2 separate regions of the Homo sapiens genome follow, and region 1 is linked to region 2. A link is an interaction called in ENCODE POLR2A ChIA-PET data of the cell type or tissue named here. Cell type or tissue: B cell. All regions are shown on one strand. Each heading gives the region's core, and the rest is flanking DNA. Links, peaks and the distances in the headings are about the cores only. Region 1 has its middle 100 kb from the start of ATP5MC3. Region 2 has its middle 34 kb from the start of CHRNA1.

Region 1 (4,395 bases), core at 130-4,129, 550 kb before region 2:
AAGTTACTTTATTTAGGAAAAGTTTAATGCCTTGAGAGAAAAGGAGATAAGTCATTGGGCTGTGAGTTAGCAAGAAAACCTGAAAAAGAATGAAACCTCCTGAACCATGTGGCTCCCTCTTCTTTTAACAGAATTTCTAGCAATGAAGTGCTTGGAGACTCTAGTTTGAGTTCTAAGTCCCGCATTTCCAACATGTGAACCTGAGCGAGCCACGTATCTACCCCAAGCCTCAGTTTCCTCATTAGTCAAGTAGCCTATTTCATGATAATCCTGTCAAGATCAATAGAGATCTGTAGGGCAGAATTATAAGCAAGTATTATCATCACAATTATTGTATGTAATACACTTCTACTCATTTTGTAGCTACCAGTTGCTGTATCAAGGTATAGTTAAATTTGGATAGTGATAGCCACCATTTATTAAACACTATGCATCAGATATTGTGCTAAATGTTCACATATGCCATCTCATTCATTTTTTACAACAACACTAGTATTATCCCCATTCTATAATTGAGGAATCCAAAATTCCATAAAGGAGTAACTTGTCCATGGTCACACAGCTGGTAATTGATGGAGCTGGGATTGAATTGGTATCTAGCTCCAGAGCTGATGCGCTAAACCACCTGGGTAGACTTTCTCCCTACTAACATTGATAAAATTATACAAGCCCTACTCATCACATGCAAACTCCCTATTCATTATTAAGAACAAAATAGCCAGTGAATTCTAAACCTAGGAAGAAAACAATCTATTCAGGTATGATCAATCCCTTTGCTATGCTACCCTCCCTAGCAATGAGTGTAGCGTGTTGGAAGCAGTTACTATCCTACTAGCTAGACTCTAAGCTTCAAGAGGGCAGGTTCTCACTGCCTACTTCATCACAGAGTGCAAGAATACACTGCTTATTTGGTAAATAGTTCATGTTATCACCAAATTCCTTAAAAACATGCACTATTGAAGGAAAATTCTTGTCAGGCTAGTCTTTTGCATTACTGATAGAAGAAGTAAAATTTGGAAGAGGACAGAGACAGAATAGCATCTACTGGGTCACTTGCTGGCCTAGGAGCTTTAGAATAGAGGCATCCCTGCAGCTCCTTAGTCCCAGAGGCCTGCATCTTACATGTGAAGACATCCGGGGTTAGAAATCAATGAAGGGCCTGTACCTCTGGGAGGCAGGGATATGAGCAAGAGAAGGAGGAAGTGGAGAAACCATTTTTCTCCTTCATCCTAAGTGACCGGCACAGCAATAGACCCTGTGTCATTGGGCACACTGGGGAAAAATGTTCATTGTAGAACCCAGATGCCAAAGTGAAGAAGAAACAGAGTGTTTTCAGCAGCTGCATCTGGCTTTTTGGCAAGCTCTCCACACTTTGGTACTGATTATCCCTGCATCTGCTCCTTAATCGTTTCACTAGTTACCTGTGAACTGTTTTACTCACTTTGATCACACATTGCTTGGAACATGGAAAAAGGTGCCACTGTTATGTCTATTTTCAAGCTGCTGTGAACCTTTCCAAAGAAATCAATATCAAAAAACTTTCAGCTGTAGGGATAAAAAGAAAGAAAGAAAGAAAAAGAAATTCTCTATTCTGGACTCCCAGCAGCTAAGCACCCTGATCACGTACACATATAATGATTTCAAAAATTGAGAAAAAACTGTGCCTTATCCTGAAGTTAAGTGCTCCCTTTCTGTAAATGAGAATAGGGTTCAAAGGGTTAATCCAGTGGCCACGCACAGTTAGGTAGGCCCTTCGGAAATTTAATCTACAAGGAGGATTTGTTAAAACTCTCATCTTTAGCAGGGCTTTTCTGCACATCAGAAAAGTGAGATACATTTCATGGCTTTCCCTCTACACATTTTTATGCTACACCTTTCAGCAAAAGCTTTTACAATGATATTAAACATTAACTCTGTATGGGTTAATCCCAAGACACAGCAGCAGCCTTAAGGTTAACAGTCCTTTTAATTAAAAGATAAGTCAGTTATTGAACACAGAAGCTAATCACAAAAGGATTACCACTGAAAATGAACATAGTCTGTGCAATTAGTCTGATAATTAAGACTTAAGTACTGGACAGAGATCAAAGTGCTTGTAATATGCAATAAAGTTCCCAGAGTTGTAAGGATATTCAAAATGTTAGCTTGTGCTTTTATTGCACCTTCCATTTATCGTGTACCCATGATAGCAGCAAACACATTTCCCCGATGGATGTCAGCATGGATAACTGCAACAGCTGTTACTACATAAGCCTGGTGTTTCTCACAATATGATTACTCTGTCAACGATGGCCGTAAAAGGTGGCATCTGCATTCATCAAACAGAGTTATCAATAAATGTAAAACCATACAACAATTAGAAATCTCAAAGGAAGAACAAATCTAACTGGAAAAAAAAATGTCAACCACACTCTTTAATTACTAAAATTGTTAATCAATAAAATGCCTTCATAACTTTTAATTAAAATTTGATTTGAACTGGATGTTTGGATAATCTGATTCTTTGTTTTCATTATCTTTAACAGTTGCATTACAAAATTCTTAGTGGCATCTGTGAGCAGCCATCCCCTGGGGAACACTTTATATCTGTAATTGCATATTGTTACCTACAGAGGGTGTTAAGAATCCTTGTTAAAAATAAAGGAAATAGGAGACATCTCACAGTAGCCATTATTGTGGAACAAATTACTAGGTAGAGCAATCCAGAAGCTGTCAAGAAAGGTTAGCAAAAAGGAGTGTCAGGAAATCAACCATTCAGCAATTCATCATGGGCCAAAACTAGCTCTAAAATAAAACCAAGGAAAAAAGGTATCGGTTTTATGAAGTCAAGACATTGTCTTTGTTTATAGCAGTGAATAAAGATTATAAGAGGTTACTGATGAAGGATAAAAAGATGAAATGATAAAGGAAAAATCAATTGCTTTAATCACACTGATGCTCAGACAAGATATAATGAGAACAACTACTTAGAATTCCAAAAGCTCAATGCTGTATACATTATCTTTAATTTGTGTTCATAAGGGTCTGTGTAATTTATGCATCACCAGCCCCAGGAGTTGACTGGTAAGTTTTCATACCTTCATATCAGTCTCTTCAAGCTGAATACATGTATCACTGTTACTTTTTTTTTTTTAAAGACAGACTCTCACTCTGTTGCCCGGGCTGGAGTGCAATGGTGTCATCTCGGCTCACTGCAATCTCCACCTCCCAGGTTTAAGCGATTCTCCTGCCTCAGCCTCCCGAGTAGCTGGGATTACAGACGCACGCCACCACGCCTGGCTAATTTTTCTTTTTTAGTAGAGAAGGGGTTTTGCCATGTTGGCCAGGCTGGTCTCGAACTCCTGATCTCAGGTGATCCGCCCGCCTCAGTCTCCCAAAGTGCAGGGATTACAGGCGTGAGCCACCATGCCTGACCACTGTTACATTTTTTAATGTCTTTTTGATTTGTAGAAAAACAAAGTTGATCTTGAATTTCTTTCCTGAGTTTTCACTGGGATTTCATTTGACTGTCAACTCCAACCTACATGAATAAACCAGGTTGACTGTTGCTTATTTCACTGCTGAAATAATTAGCAAGCTCTCCTTTCACATTTTTGAATGCTGATACATGTAGAATTTAATACTCAAAGATTCACTCTTAAGGGCTTTTCTTTCCTTAATCTCAGCTTGGTTTCCTGGATTCCCATATGCATAAGAACAATTGAGAACTATAGCCAACCAACCTATCCAGTGTCCTAGCAAAGGCCACTGATGGGGTGCAGAACACACAATCTCAAAATATGGCACCTTGGCATTTGAGAAAACAGTAGAAGCAGGATGGTCACTCTCATCTTCTTCCCTAAAGTAGGCCCTCAACAAATTATCTCATCTTCCAAAGTAGGTCATAAGACAGTCATTTCAGAGACACCCTCCCTATACCTTAGGGAGGAAAAGAATGTCTCTATGAAGGACTTTGAAGACACAGGGAAACAGAAAAGAATCTGAGCAATCAGGCCTTACTAAGTTCCCCGGTTTATTACCATTAGATCATACACCCTTTATCTAATCATACTTCTGCACGACTATCCACTTCTTCATCAAATTTAGCATAAAAATACACAGGTTTCCCTGTTTCTTTGGGTCTTCATTTCTGAAGGCCTTCATGTCACATGAAACTTATATTAATTATGTTTATGTGCTTCTCTCTTGTTAATCTGTCTTTTGTTATAGAGGCCTCAGCCATGAGCCTTATGATAAGTGAGGGAAAGATAGCCCTTTTTCTCCCCTACACTATAATTCATAGCTCATAACAGACAGAATGTGCCCTCTATGCTTTTTTTTTTTTTAGACGGAGTCTTTTTCTGTCACCCAGGCTGGTGTGCAGTGGTGCGATCTTGGCTCACTACAAGCTTCGCC
Region 2 (4,395 bases), core at 181-4,180:
TCCTATCATCAAGGACGGAAAACTGAGGCTGGAGAAATTCTTTACAAACAAACCTTGTTATACCATCTTCCCGAACACATGTCTACCCAATTAGCTCCCTCGCCCAAGTCCCTTTGTCTTTCCTCATTTTCACAACTTACTATGCTTTGTCCAATTCAGTACATAAGTAACAGATTCTAACGGCTTCTTTGGGATTTCATTTCCGTATGAGGGCTCCTGTGCCACATAAAACTTGTATTAAGTGAATTTGTATGTTTTTCTTCTGTTGATCTATCTTATATCAATTTAATTCTTGAGTCCAGCCAGGACCCCAAGGGGATGGAGGTGCAGTTCTGCCTCCCCTACAGTTTCTGGTGACAAGGGAGGGACCCTAAAAGGCAGGGATGCCCACTAGCTCTGCAGCTTGGAGATGGGACTGGGAAGACTGACAAAAGATGGTAGAAAGTAGGAAATCTCACCCAGTCAGCTCTTAGATCTCTGTCTGTAGTGGCCATTCGAGAAAGGGAGGTAAACATTGTTCGTCGTCTTTTCCTTTCCAATTCAGATTGGTAGGAGAAAACATTTATAAGAATTAATTTTTCAAATTGTGACTCTTGTGAATTTGGTTCTGAGTACCCATTGGTTATAGATCACAGCCTCCCAGGAATGGTCCTTGTTTTCCTTGTCTCTGTCTTTTGTGTAGTTTGTCATAAGGAGGAAAATCATAAGATTTGGCCTTCATCTTGTTTTATGTCTTGAGAGCTTAGCTCGGGAACCAGTGAGGATATTCTCTGTGGTCTTTGCCAGCAGAAGTCGCACGTTGTCAGGCTTGCTTCAGGCGGCTAGCCAACTGGCTAGGAGTCCAGAACCAAAGTATCTCTTTGTCCCACTGTGCCAGCTCTTAGGGGAGTTTGTCTTAATTGTCTCAACTTCATTGCCTTGTTTTTAAAAAGGTCTGGCCGTTCTTAGGATATTCGGAGCAATTTGGATGCCAAGGCGGACAGTGTGCTTTTGCACCCTCTCTTGGAGGCACTTCTTGAGCCCATGGTTAAGTGATAAAAGGCTTCTTGGTTTTAAGCCATGAAAAGGCTTGTTGGTTTTGAGTCACAATTGAAATAGGTATACTTCTAAAAATTTGGACTTTTGTATCTAAAAGGGTTTTATTGTTGTTGTTGTTTTTTTTTTTTTTTTTTTTTTTTTTGAGAGACGGAATCTCGCTCTGTTGCCCAGGCTGGAGTAGAGTGGCACTATCTTGGCTTACTGCAACCTCCACCTCCCGGGTTCAAGCGATTCTCCTGCCTCAGTGTCCCAAGTAGCTGGGACTACAGGCATGCGCCACCAAGCCCAGCTAATTTTTGTATTTTTTAGTAGAGACGGGGTTTCACTATATGTTGTTCCAGGCTGGTCTGGAACTCCTGATCTCGGGCGATCCACCCGCCTTGGCCTCCCAAAGTGCTGGGACTACAGGCGTGAGCCACCGCGCCCAGCCAGTTGTTTGTTTTTAAAGAGTGCTCTCATCCTAAGCTGTCCTATTGGGTACCTATGGGAAAATCAAATTAAACGACACAAAATAATTTAATGGCTACCCTTAGCGATTCCCTTAGCAAGATTAAAGAACACAATCAGACTTAAAACAAAAATTCAATCCACACCGCTATAAATTTTCCCTGGGTGGTGAGACTGCAAAAGGCACTTAAGTCACCAAAGCCCGGGACTTGGCAGGAGGCCCCAGCGTGGAGGCTGCAGCTCATGCTGACCAGGAAGGCCCGGAGCATCTCACGGTCATGAAAGGGCCTCCGCCCTCACGCAGGAGGTCCCCGGAGGCAGGTCTGGAACTCCGTCCAGTCCTCAGAGTGGCAGTGCACTAGCGACCCTGACTACGAGCTCCAGGAACAGGCGAAACCTGCCGCACTCAGCTCCTAGGGGCCCCAATTCTGACAAAGGGAGCCTGCAGCACTCTGTGTAGGATCCTTAAAGTCTTTGATGGGCTTAGAGCTAGAACCAACCAACCAGAGAGGAGAAAGAAAACGGATTCAAAGACAGGAAATACAATCGGCTAAAAGCAGCGTTTAATAGCCGCGTCCTGGCTAGGGAAGGGAAGGCACCAATGCGAGGCCTGCGTGGCTGAGTGGCGTCACCTTGCCCTTCCCGTGTAATGGGACCAAGGAAGAAGCACAGACCTACTGCCCGGGGCTCCCGCCCTCCACAGCCCCTCCCCTCCGGGTTTCCCAGCGCGGGAGCTATGGGGCAAGTGCACTGCCTCGCCGCTCCACACTCGCTTGAACGCGTAAGAAATCCTCGTCAGACTCAGCTCCGGGCTGGGAGGGCTTGCGGAGGCAGCGGCGCAGCAAGCTGGCCCCAGCCCGGGTGGCAGTTCGCACCCACGCACGTCCAGCCGGGGTCACCACCTGGAAGCGCTGCATCCCATCACCTGCGTCGGGTCCTTCCAGTGCCCACCGATTCCACTGCCCAGTTACGGGGAGGATTGTACGGGGGGTGGGGAGGGACACACAGCACCTCACGCACGCCGAGGGCACCAGGACCCTCTAGCAGCGACGCGCCTCAAGTCGCTGCAGAAGCTGCAGAAGGTACATCTAGCCCTGTCTGCATGGGCTCCTTCGGCGGAAGGGAACATCTCACACTCCAACCCGAGCAAATCTAGCGCTCCTGCCAACACCGCCCGCCGCAACAGCAACGAATTCATCCATCCCAGATTCGCCACCAGGGTCCGACGGTTCTGTCCCCGCGGGCCTTACCACTTGGCTTGCGGTGTTGACGCTGGACTGTCCGAAGGCTTTTGGCAAAGTTGCTTCCCAAGCATGTTTACTGTGGAAGGGTGAACAGCCACCAAAGACACCACCTGCAACACAAGTACATAGGAGGTTAAGAGCCACGTGTCTTTTCTGAATTAAGGGTAAAAGTGAGAGTTTCAGGAAGATGATGCTTATAATTAGAAACTCTTAACTTTCCCCCACTTTTACCTTTTTAGATCCATGGTTCAATTGCAAATACCTTCATTAAGCTTAATTGTCATTTTTTTTTAAAGGGAGGACAGGGGTTGCATTGGCAGGACTCACTTGTTCCTTCCCATAGGTCTGGTTCATTCCTCCCTGGGCACTTCCTGGCTGGGACTCGGGTGTCCCCGGCATATCACCGACTGCTCTGAGCCCCTCTGAGGCTGTCTACTAGGGAGAGTGCTGGTGGAACTGTGTGATCCAGAAATAACGCTCTTAAAAGTCTATGTTTTTATGATAATTACAGAATAGAATTTTAACATTGGAATTAACTTTTACTCCAACATTTCTCTATATAGTTGCAAAACTAGTTCAGAAATCTTAATGATCCACTTTTCCTTAAGAAGAATTGCATTTCTGTTTCCAGAAAGAATGCCTTGTGAAGAAGCTGCCCCCTCTTTAAATACACAGATCACAAAGCAAGTGGGAAAACAGATCTACATAGATACACAAATATTTATTCCTTCCACAAATGGAAGGATGCTGAGTGTTCTCCGTACCCGGCGCCATTCTTGGTCCTTGGGATATAACGATAAATCAAAATCAGGAAATATTTTATTTTACATAATAGATAATAAACTGAAGTAGAAATGATAAAATTTTTTAAATGGCATTAGAGGGCAGAGAGGAAATAAACAAGGAAATCTGTAAAATAGGTTGTGGCACCTTGGATAATGAGGCAGGAGGCAGGGTGGTTGGGAAAAGCCCTGGGAGGAGAACTGTGAGTGGAACCCGGATGGAGTCTAGCAGCAGGCACAGACCGGGAGGCCAGTGAAGCTGGGAAATGCCCGACACCCTTGGGTGGAGAACAAGGTAGACTGAAGAACAAGACAGATTTTCAGGTCATTACAACACCAGGAAAGGAGAAATCCCTGTTCCTGTCAAGCTTCCGAACCACTCTGATCTCTCTACACAAGACCAGCCCTGGCCGGGCGCGGTGCCTCACACCTGTAATCCTAGCACTTTGGGAGGCCAAGGCAGGTGGATAACCTGAGGTCAGGAGTTCGAGACCGGCCTGGCTAACATGGTGAAACCCTGTCTCTACTAAAAATACAAAAATTAGCCGGGTGTGGTGGCAGGCGCCTGTAATTCCAGCTACTTTCGGAGGCTGAGGCAGGAGAATCGCTTGAACCCAAGAGGTGGAGGTTGCAGTGAGCCGAGATGGCGCCATTGCATTCCAGCCTGGGTAACAAGAGCGAAACTCCATCTCAAAACACACACACGCACGCACACACACACCACCACCACCACCAACAAACCAGCCTTTTCCAGGAACACCCACCTGTTGCTGCGGGGGAGGATGGTTCTCAAGGCTTCCTCCCACAAAGGTTAACACCAGGACAACATTTTCCTTCATTTCCACCAATTCCATCATAATAACTTCCAAATAATAAGACATTCA

What was found. Peaks named below come from ENCODE experiments on the same cell type or tissue, not always from the same donor. Only the 100,000 strongest peaks of a DNase experiment are listed, where the experiment ranks them.
Region 1: POLR2A ChIA-PET joins it to region 2 with 7 read pairs; 2 of 35 experiments call an interaction of 5 or more read pairs at or near these places.

The regions. Positions count from the first base shown.
Region 1 is chr2:175,280,753-175,285,147 of GRCh38, reverse strand. No RefSeq gene overlaps it. Among named protein-coding and RNA genes, the nearest start is that of ATP5MC3, 100 kb to the right of the region's middle. In B cell, for the core only: a CTCF peak has its summit at 2,648; a DNase peak (open chromatin) is centred at 2,617.
Region 2 is chr2:174,728,165-174,732,559 of GRCh38, reverse strand. No RefSeq gene overlaps it. Among named protein-coding and RNA genes, the nearest start is that of CHRNA1, 34 kb to the left of the region's middle. RefSeq lists a silencer at 2,105-2,399 and an enhancer at 1,998-2,737. In B cell, for the core only: no CTCF peak of the experiment used is centred there; a DNase peak (open chromatin) is centred at 2,319; H3K4me3 peaks cover 853 bases; H3K27me3 peaks cover 2,610 bases.